2 separate regions of the Homo sapiens genome follow, and region 1 is linked to region 2. The links are chromatin loops, found by intact Hi-C in ENCODE. Cell type or tissue: mammary epithelial cell. All regions are shown on one strand.

Region 1 (5,000 bases), 63 kb before region 2:
GGTGTGAGCCCCCGCACTGGCCTGCGCTGTGTTCTGTAGGTTGGGTTAGAGCATGCTGTTGAGATGAGATCCCAGCCCTGGTCCCTGGGAGCCAAATCACTGATGCTTGGTTGCATGGCCATGGGTGGAACCCCTTGTTCTGGACACTCGTCTTCCAGGAATGTACCACGGTCACAAGCAAGAAAGGGGAGGAACGAGGATGGGCCAGGTGCCCTGTCTCAGTGCTGGAAAACAGCTTCATGCATTTGTCTTTCTAATGAGTGAGAATAACATTATTATAGTAATTGAATAGACCAGGCAGATTTACCCTGAAATGCTGTAGTCTGTCCCCATTGAAACTGTTATTTAGTTTGAACCAATGATGGAAGCTCCTAATCCATTATGTCACCAAGTAATCTTATTCAGAAGAGTTAAGACTTAAGACACAGTCTTAGAGCGGAGTGGAGCAGTGGCTTAGCTGGAAGGCCGGTTGGCTCTGTGATAGGGAAACTTTCAGTGCTCACAGACTGCTGGGGGATTTCTTAGCATGGATGGTTTAACACGCCTCTGTGCTGGGCACTGTGAGACGGGGCTCCTTTTCTTCTTGGGCTTGCCGGGAATTCAGCCAACACATGGGACCCCTTATTACACAGTGTATCCTCCCAGTAGCACCAGTTTTTGGTCCAATTCAATGGTCAGTGTTTACTTTTTTTTTTTTTTTTTGAGACAGAGTCTTGCTCTGTCACCCAGGCTGGAGTGCAGTGGCGCAATCTTGGCTCACTGCAAGCTCCGCCTCCTGGGTTCACACCATTCTCCTGTCTCAGCCTCCCGAGTAGCTGGGACCACAGGCGCCCGCCACCACGCCCGGCTAATTTTTTGTGTTTTTAGTAGAGACGGGGTTTCACTGTGTTAGTCAGGATGGTCTCGATCTCCTGACCTCTAGTGATCTGCCCACCTCGGCCTCCCAAAGTGCTGGGATTACAGGCTTGAGCCACCACGCCCGACCAATGTTTACTTTTTATGACTGTGTAAATGTTATTCATTGTTATGTGAGAGGGTACCATAATTATGTTTTCTTTCTTGTATAACTTTTCATGTTTCTTGGAGTTAATGATTAACTCCTGTTTCTGCCATTAGCTTTGTTTTCTATGGACCTATCTTTCTTTTTCTTTTTTTTTTAATTTTTGAGACAGGGTCTCACTCTGTCACCCAGGCTGGAGTGCAGTGCCACATTCATGGCTTACTACAGTCTTGACCTCCAGGGTTCAAGCGATCCCCCTACCTCAGCTTCCCAAATAGCTGGGACCATGGGTGCTTGCCACCATGCCTGGCTAATTTTTGTGGAGAGACATGGTCTCACTATATTGCCCAAACTGGTCTCAAACTCCTGAGCTCAACCAATCCTCCCGCCTTGGCCTCCCAAAGTACTGTAATTACAGGTGAGAGCCACTGTACCTGGCCTATTTTTCTACTTTTATTTTTTTCTACCACAATTACTTTAATAGATGGCCCCTCCCTACCCTCCCCCATCTCCGCCAAGCTTGCATCCATCAGATAACCTGTCAATTCCATTCTTTCCCCCAGGAGATCTCACTTCCAGAGCCCCCCCATCCTCTAGTGATAGTATCCTCCCAAGAAAGGGTGCAAGGGTGTGAATTTTTTTGAGCTCTTGCATATTTCAGAATGTCTTTATTGGTTGATAGTTTGCCTGGGTGTGAAATTTTAGGTTGAAAATAATTTTCTTTGAGAATTTTGAGAGTTATAACATCATTGCCTACTAGATTCCAGAGTTGCTGTTGAAAAGTCTGATGATATGCAGATTCATATTTCTTTTCTTTTTTTTTTTTTTTTTTTTTTTTTTGAGACAGAGTTTCACTCTCGTCTCCCAGGCTGGAGTGTAATGATGTGATCTCGGCTCACTGCAACCTCTGCCTCCTCGGTTCAAGCGATTCTCCTGCTTCAGCCTCCCAAGTAGCTGGGACTACAGTCATGTGCCACCATGCCCGGCTAATTTTTGTATTTTTAGTAGAGACGGGGTTTCACTATGTTGGCCAGGCTGGTCTCGGACTCCTGACCTCAGGTGATCTGCCTGTCTCGACCTCCCAAAGTGCTGGGATGACAGGCGTGAGCCACCGCACCCGGCCCAGATTCCTATTTCTCTGTATATGGTATGTATTTATATTTTCTCTCTGGTGTCACTGAGAATTTTTCATTTGCCCAGGTGTTCTGAAATTTCCTGACAGTGTTTGGGATGGATCTTGTGTCTTTACTGTGCTGTGTACTTGGTGGACCCAGAGACTCAGGACCTTCAGTTCTGGAAGATGTTCTTGTACTATTTCCCTGCTAATCTTTCTGTTATGGTGAGACAACAGCCATTTTATTATGCTCAAGTTCTGTGGGTGAGGAATTCAGCTAGGGCGTGTTGGAGATGATGGCTTCTCTCTGCTTTCACAACGTCTGGGGACCTCATCTTGGGTGGCTCAGATGGCTGGAGATGACTGCGACGGTCCACTGGGGCTGTATGTCCGGGAGCTGGGCTGTGTTCTCATAGCATCTACTGGAGCTGAGATGCCCAAGGTGGTTTCTTCATGTGCATGGACTGGGATGTTTGGAGCATCTGGGCATCTCTCTCCATGTAGCCTCTCCATGTTCCCAGCTGCAGCATTGACAGTCTCAGTCAGGCCTTTCACGTGCAGGCTTGCTTTCTCTGGAGCAAATGTTCCTAGAGGTAGAGGTGGAAGCTGTCCTGTGACTCATTCCTGAAAGTGAGGTAATGTTACGTCTGTCTCATTCTGTTGGTCAAGACTGAGTCACAGGGCCAGCCCAGATTCAAGAGGGGAGCACACAAAGCCATCAGCACCAAGAGATGCCAGCTTTGGATACCAGCTGCCAGCTCCCCTCCCCTTTCTCTTTCTGGGAACTTTCTTGGTCGGCTATTTGATCTTTTTTCTCTTCCCTCTTTTGTTTTCTGTATCTTTATGTTTTTGTTCTACTTTTTGGGAGATTTCCTCAACTTAGTCTTTTCATCATATTTCTTTTTCTCTTTTTCTTTTTTCTTTTTTTTTGAGATGGAGTTTTGCTCTTGTTGCACAGGCTGGAGTGTAGTAGCGTGATCTTGGCTCACTGCAACCTCTGCCTCCCGGGTTCAAGTGATTCTCCTGCCTCAGCCTCCCAACTAGCTGGGATTACAGGCACCCGCCACCAGCTACTAGCCCGGCTAGTTTTTTTATTTTTTATTTTTAGTAGAGACGTGGTTTCTCCATGTTGGCCAGGCTGGTCTCGAACTCCTGACCTCAGGTGATCTGCCTGCCTCAGTCTCCCAAAGTGCTGGGATTACAGGCGTGAGCCACCGCACCCAGCCCCCTTACTGTTATTTTAATGGGCTTCAGAAGAAGTGGGATAATAAATGCGTGTGGTCAGTCTGACAGGTTCATCCTGGAAGTCTCAACAGGCTTCAGAATATCTCTATTTATATCTCCTAAAGGAAGTGAGGGTACATAGTTATCACTGCTGAAACATGATTTTTTATTGTGATAAATGTTATACATCCACACTGAATGAATCATAAGATGAATGCGCCTTTCCTCGCCATCCAGGTGAAGGGCGTTTACGGGCTGGGAAAATGCTGATAGCCCACACCTTGTGACTCCCGGCTTTTGTGAGTGGTTTCTGAAGCTGCCGGAGGCCGTGACCTTGTGCGCTGGCTGCCTCTGCTCTGACCATGACGCTGCTCCCCCCATGGAGGCCAGGCAGTGCCAGGCAGAGCCGCTGACTGCGCCCGGGAGGGGAACTGCTCTGTCGGCAGTTTCTGAGTGACGGAGTGCGTTTGAAGGGCTGGGTGCGTAGGCACCTGGCTTGGTGATTTCTTCAGCGCAGGGGAGGTGGAGCCTCTGCCACCCCCTGCTTGGCACGCGCTCTTCCCTGAGCACCGCCCTTCCAGCCCATCCCAGCAGGCTGCCTTCTCACCTCTCCTTCCCTGCCCCTTGGAGGGCTCCTGTTCATTTTTGCTTTATGAAAGCCGGCCAGGCGCTCATGTCTGTGATCCCAGCACTTTGGGAGGCCGAGGTGGGCAGATCACCTGAGGTCAAGGGTTTGAGACGAGCCTGGCCAACATGGCGAAACCCCGTCTCAACTAAAAATACAGAAAAAAAAAAAAGTTAGGCTGGGCATGGTGGCCCATGCCTGCAATCCCAGCACCCAGCACTTTGGGAGGCCAAGGCAGGCAGATCACCTGAGGTCAAGGGTTTGAGACCAGCTTGGCCAACATGGCAAAAACCCCATCTCTACTAAAAATACAAAACTTAGCCAGGCATGGTGGTAGGCACCTGTAGTCCCAGCTACTTGGGAGGCTGAGACAGGAGAATCGCTTGAACCCAGGAGGCGGAGCTTGCAGTGAGCCAAGATCGCGCCACTGCTCTCCAGACTGGGTGACAGAGCGAGACTCCGTTTCAAAAACAAACAAAAAACCCCCTAAAACCCCAAAGCCCTACATGCTGTCCCTGAGGGCCTCCACCCCTCCCGTGGCCTCAGCTTCCACCTCTGTTCTTGTTACACCTGTCTTTCTGCTTAGGTTTTAGTGCTGTTCTGATCCCATTTGGGTGTCCCAGGGGCCCCTGGCTTGCCGTGCGTCCAGAAAGAGAGCCTTATCATCTGCCTCTCGCAAAGCGACTCTCCTCCTCCGTCTGTATCACGGCTGAAGCGTCCGTCATTCTGTTTTCTGAAACCCAGGTTACTTGGTGTGTTTAGCTCTCGGCCCCCCCTTTACTTTCTGTCACCAAGTCCTCTTAATTTTGCTCCCGAAATGCCTTATGACTCTGACCCTTTCATGTCATTTCTGTGGCTGTGAGCGCAGTGGAGGGCAGCGCCCCTCGGCCCCGTTTCGGTCTTCCCCTGGCCCCTCCCTTCCAGCCGCTCCGTTCTCTCTCTGCTGCTTGCAGAGTCCTCCAGCAAAGCTCTGCAGGTCATGGGCACCCCGCCTCGGGCCCCTTGGCTTCCTTCCTTTGCCCTCGAGAGAGGGTTCA
Region 2 (5,000 bases):
CACTGCACCAGACCCCTCATTTATTGATATAATGGCTTTTGGATAGTTTGAGGTATGGTCTTCCAGATCATTTTCTATGAATTTATATGCATACATTATATACAGTATCTTTTTTTTTTTAAGAGATGGAGCCTCACTGTGTCACCCAGGGTAGGGTACAGTGTCATGATCATAGCTCACTGCAGCCTTGAACTCCTGGGCTCTAGCAACCCTCCTTGCCTCAGCCTCCTGTGTAGCTAGGATTACAGGTGTGAACCACCGTGTCTGGCTGTTTTTATAAAATTGAGATTATATTCAATGTATTGTCTCTGATTTCCTCCACCCCTCAACTTAATATATCTTGGAGAGTGTCATATGTAAGCAACATGAATCTGTTGCTGTCTTTTTGAATGATTGTATAGTTTTTTTGAACAGCTTTATTGAGATATAATTTACGTATCATAAAGTCACCCATTTAAAGTGTACAATTTGGCCGGGTACGATGGCTCACGCTTGTCATCCCAGCACTTCGGGAGGCCAAGGTGGGCAGATCACCTGAGGTCAGGAGTTCAAGACCAGCCTGGCCAACATGGTGAAACCCTGTCTCTACCAAAAATACAAAAATTAGCTGGGCATGGGGGCGCATGCCTGTAATCCCAGCTACTCCGGAGGCTGAGGCAGGAGAATCGCTTGAACCCAGGAGGTGGAAGTTGCAGTGAGCTGACATCGCGCCATTGCACTCCAGCCTGGGTGAAAAGAGCGAAACTCCATTTCAAAAAATAAAAAATAAAATAAAGTGTACAATTCAGTGGTTTTTGGTGGTATTCACGGAGCTGTGTAACCACCATCATAATCAGTTTTAGAACCTTTTTATTGCTTTGAAACGAAATCCGTACCTTTTAGCTATCACCTTCCAATCCCCCATCCCCCTCAGCTTAAGCAAGCGCTCATCTTCTTTCTGTCTCTATGAGGTTGCATACTCTGGACATTTGATTAAAATGGAATTATGGTCCTTTATCTCTGACTTTTGTCTTTTTTAAATTTTTTTTGAGATGGAGTCTCACTTTGTCATCCAGGCTGGAGTGCAGTAGCGCGATCTTGGCTCACTGCAGGCTCCGCCTCCCGGGTTCACGCCATTCTCCTGCCTCAGCCTCCTGAGTAGCTGGGATTACAGGCGCCCGCCACCATGCCCAGCTAATTTTTTGTATTTTTAGTAGAGACGGGGTTTCACCGTGTTAGCCAGGATGGTCTCGATCTCCTGACCTCGTGATCCGCCCGCCTCGGCCTCCCAAAGTGCTGGGATTACAGGCTTGAGCCACCACGCCTGGCCTTATGTAAGAGTTTTTGTGTGGACGTGTATTTTCCATTCTCTTGTGTAGGTGTCTAGGAGTGGCACTGCTGGGTCATGCGGGTACAGAGGCAGGTTCTTAACTGCTTTTCTATACCTCCTCCTGTAGTGAGGGAATTTGTCATCCATTTGGTTCACATATCAGTACTTATTTATTTATTTATTTATTTATTTATTTTACTTATTTACTGAGAGGCAGTCTTGCTCTGTTGCCCAGGCTGGAGTGCAATGGTGCGATCTCTGCTCACTGCAACCTCTGCCTCCCAGGTTCAAGCGATTCTCCTGCCTCAGCCTCCCAAGTAGCTCAGATTACAGGTACCCGCCGCCAAGCCCAGCTAATTTTTGTATTTTTAGTAGAGACGGGGTTTCACCATGTTGGCTAGGCTGGTCTTGAACTCCTGACCTCGTGATCCGCCTGCCTCAGCCTCTCAGAGTGCTGGGATTACAGGTGTGAGCCACCGTACCCGGCCCTATCTCTACCTTTTTTCATTTGGTGTAATGCACTCAAGGGTCAGCAGTGTTGTGGCAGGTATCAGTATATGTTATTTTTATTGGCTGAATATTATTCCATCGTATGGATACAGCACATTTTGTTTATTCGTCAGTTGATGGACATTTGGGTTGTACCCACCGTTTGGCAAGAGTGAATACTGCAGTAGTGAATGTTTGTGTACAAGTATTTGCTTGAGTACCTGCTTTCAATTCTTTTGTGTATATTCCTGGGGGTCGAATTGCTGAGTTGTGTGGTCATAATTCCGTGTTGAACATTTCCGGGAATTGCCAAATGATTTTCCACAATGGCTGTACTGTTTGACATTCCTACCAGCAATAGATGAGGGATCTGATTTCTCCACAGCCTTGCTCACGCCTGTGATAGTCTGTGTTTTGATCGTGGCTATGTTAGTGGTATGAGTGGTGTCTCATTGTGGTTTTGATTTGCATTTCCTGATGACTAATGGCTTGAGTGTCTTTTCATGTACTTATTGTTCCTTTGTATGTCTTCTTTGGGTATATGTGTATTTAGATCCTTTGCCCGTTTTTAAATTGAGCTGTCTTTTTCTGACTGAGTTGTAAGAGTTTGTTTTTGTAGAGACACGTCCTTTATCAGATATACAATTTGCAAATATTTCCTAGCATTCTGCGGGCTTTCTTTTGACTTTCTTGAGAGTAAGTATGAGGAATTCGTATTAACTTTTCTTTAAACGTTTGGTAGAATTTACAAATGAAGCCACCTGGGTCTGGGCTTTCCTTCGTGCGTCGTTTTTTTGATCATTAATTTGATCTTTTTATTTGTTATATGTCTTTAGATTTTCTATTTCTTACTGAGTCAGTTGTGATAGGTTATGTTTTTCAGGGAATTTGTTCATTTTATCGAAGTTATCTAATTTATTGACCTATAGTTTATAGTACTTGTATTTTATTCTGTGAGTGTAGCTTCTTTTAACCAATTTTCTGCAGACTTTTAAGTTGTTTTTATTTTTTTACTGTTAGAAACGATGCTGCAGTGAACATTTGAGCCTGTCTGTCTTTGTGCACATTGCAAGTGTGTTAGAGGATGGATTGTTAGACGTGGAATCGCGTGTCAGAGGTCCGTGTATTTAACATGTTGATTGCTTCTGTTGCATTATCCTCCTCCTGTTCATCTTTCTATCCGTATTGATTGGTATAAGCTCTTTACGTCTGCTAATCCTGGTCTCCTAAGCCTGGAGATGGTAAGAATGCCCCGCGTGGGTGGTGCATGTGCACCTGAGCAAGTTGGAAGAGGAGGTTTGGCATCTGGATGTTTGGCGGCTCACTTCTGGTCAAGGGAGTTGGGCGCGGGTGCCCTAAGCCCACCCCTGTACATTCACACGTGGGGTTTCTAGATGCCAGATCCTGAACTGCTGGTAGGTCGGAGCTTTTTGCCTCTGACACGCTGGCTTTGGCCTGACAGAGGTTGTCTGGAGTCAACAGCAGGGCTGGGTCTCTCCAGGGACTTCACCAGGCTCCTTCCCAGGGCGGGTCTGGGAATTCTGGGAGCAGTGGGAGCTCCAGGCAGTTCTGGCCCATGGGTGCCTGCAGAGGTAGGAAGAGTGCTTGGAGGCCCCACCTCTGCCTGAAGAAGAACCGAGGACACTGTTCCTCATCCCTGCTTTCTTTTCTCTCGTCTTCACTGGGGACTGTCTGTTCTGGGCACTCATGACCTCCCGGCTTCGCGGTGCCCAGATGTGGGCAGTGACATTAGTCTGAGGAGGAGTAGCTGTTTTCAGGGGATAGGAAGTGGGGTGGCCTCTGTGTGTTTTGTTGGGGTAGAGTTGCCAGCCCCTCACGCTTCCATTCCGCTTCCCTTTTCTCCTTTTTGTTTTTCCTGGATACACAAGGGTGGCACCAAAGTAGGTCAAAGGTTTGGACAAGTGCAATTGGGATTTTAAAAATAACCCATCTAGGCTGGGCGTGGTAGCTCACGCCTGTAATCCCAGCACTTTGGGAGGCCAAGGCGGGAGGATCACAAGGTCAGGAGTTCGAGACCATCCTGGCCAACATAGTGAAACCCCGTCTCTACTAAAAATACAAAAAATTAGCCGGGCACGATGGCGGGCGCCTGTAGTTCCAGCTACTCGGGAGGCTGAGGCAGGAGAATGGCGTGAACCCGGGAGGCGGAGGTTGCAGTGAGCCGAGATTGCGCCACTGCACTCCAGCCTGGGTGACAGAGCGAGACTCTGTCTCAAAAAAAAAAAAAAAGAAAAAAAAAATCCCTCTAGGCCCCTGGAGGCCTCGGTTCAATGGTGTTCAGGCTTTGCTTCACCAGCTTTAGGGTGCCAGAGTGGTGCCTTGTGGGCAGGGGACCGGGCAGGCAGAGGCAGAGGTGGCATAGCGGGCCCTCCCCCTCCTTCCCTGGCTGCTGTGGCCACAGCGACCCTGCTTTCACCGGTTGGTTTTCTGTATCAGGGTGTGGAACGCCGCTTGTGTTGGACACCTTGGCCCCACTGTTGGGTTGAAAACATCCTAAATATGGCTCCTGCCGGAGGCTGAATGCCGAGGACGATAGGCGTTTGCAGAATTTGGCTCTTCCCAGGGGCCGGCAGGCCCCTTTCCTTGACAGAGGCTGAGTGTCTGCTCCCCCAGCACCATTCATTTGCCAGCCCAGGTGTGCCTTAGCCTCTCTCCTGTTGTATGGGGTGTTTGGCCCTCTAGCCCTGCAAAGGCAAAATCAAATTATCTTCTCTGTTGATCCAAATGAATTTTGTCCCTGGGGAAGCCCCAGGCTCAGCTTCCTGATAGTTGGTGAGGAAGAGGCTTTTGCTGTGGACCTCCCGGCTGATCCCTGTCTTTCTGTCCCCCTGCTTTTGTCTTTCAGTCGTCGGAGTTCTTTGAGATGCTGGAGAAAATGCAGGTGAGTACGTACCCCCACCGTGGCGGGGAAGAAGCCCAGCCCCAGATGTGGGTGGCATAGGGACCAGGCAGAACCCACGGGCAGAAGCCGGGTGCCCTGGACGGGGGTGCAGAGAAGAGACAATTGCATCCCCTTGGCCCAGACAACCTGAGGCCATTTTGCTGTTGAGGGGTACGGAGCACTTTGGGAAGACTCCTGCGGAGGGACAGGGAGGATAAAAGCAGAACTTCCCCAGCAGGGCAGCTGGGGAGGCCATAAGCCCTGTGGATGTGGAGGAGGGTTTGAAGGGTCCATTGTTCC

What was found. Peaks named below come from ENCODE experiments on the same cell type or tissue, not always from the same donor. Only the 100,000 strongest peaks of a DNase experiment are listed, where the experiment ranks them.
Region 1: a loop joins it to region 2, with 8 times the contacts of the local background. A loop is called at or near these places in 5 of 110 quality-filtered maps.

What each region holds. Positions count from the first base shown.
Region 1 is chr17:2,890,001-2,895,000 of GRCh38, forward strand. All of the region lies in intron 2 of RAP1GAP2 (RAP1 GTPase activating protein 2), which reads left to right. Among named protein-coding and RNA genes, the nearest start is that of RAP1GAP2-AS1, 73 kb to the right of the region's middle. RefSeq lists enhancers at 2,491-3,690, 3,234-4,017. In mammary epithelial cell, no CTCF peak of the experiment used is centred here; DNase peaks (open chromatin) are centred at 2,751 and 3,631; H3K4me3 peaks cover 165 bases; H3K27ac peaks cover 2,250 bases.
Region 2 is chr17:2,953,095-2,958,094 of GRCh38, forward strand. It overlaps RAP1GAP2 (RAP1 GTPase activating protein 2), which reads left to right. Exons shown (of 25, transcript NM_015085.5): 4 at 4,665-4,700. Among named protein-coding and RNA genes, the nearest start is that of RAP1GAP2-AS1, 10 kb to the right of the region's middle. RefSeq lists enhancers at 3,372-4,000, 4,001-4,630. In mammary epithelial cell, no CTCF peak of the experiment used is centred here; a DNase peak (open chromatin) is centred at 2,197; H3K27ac peaks cover 1,262 bases.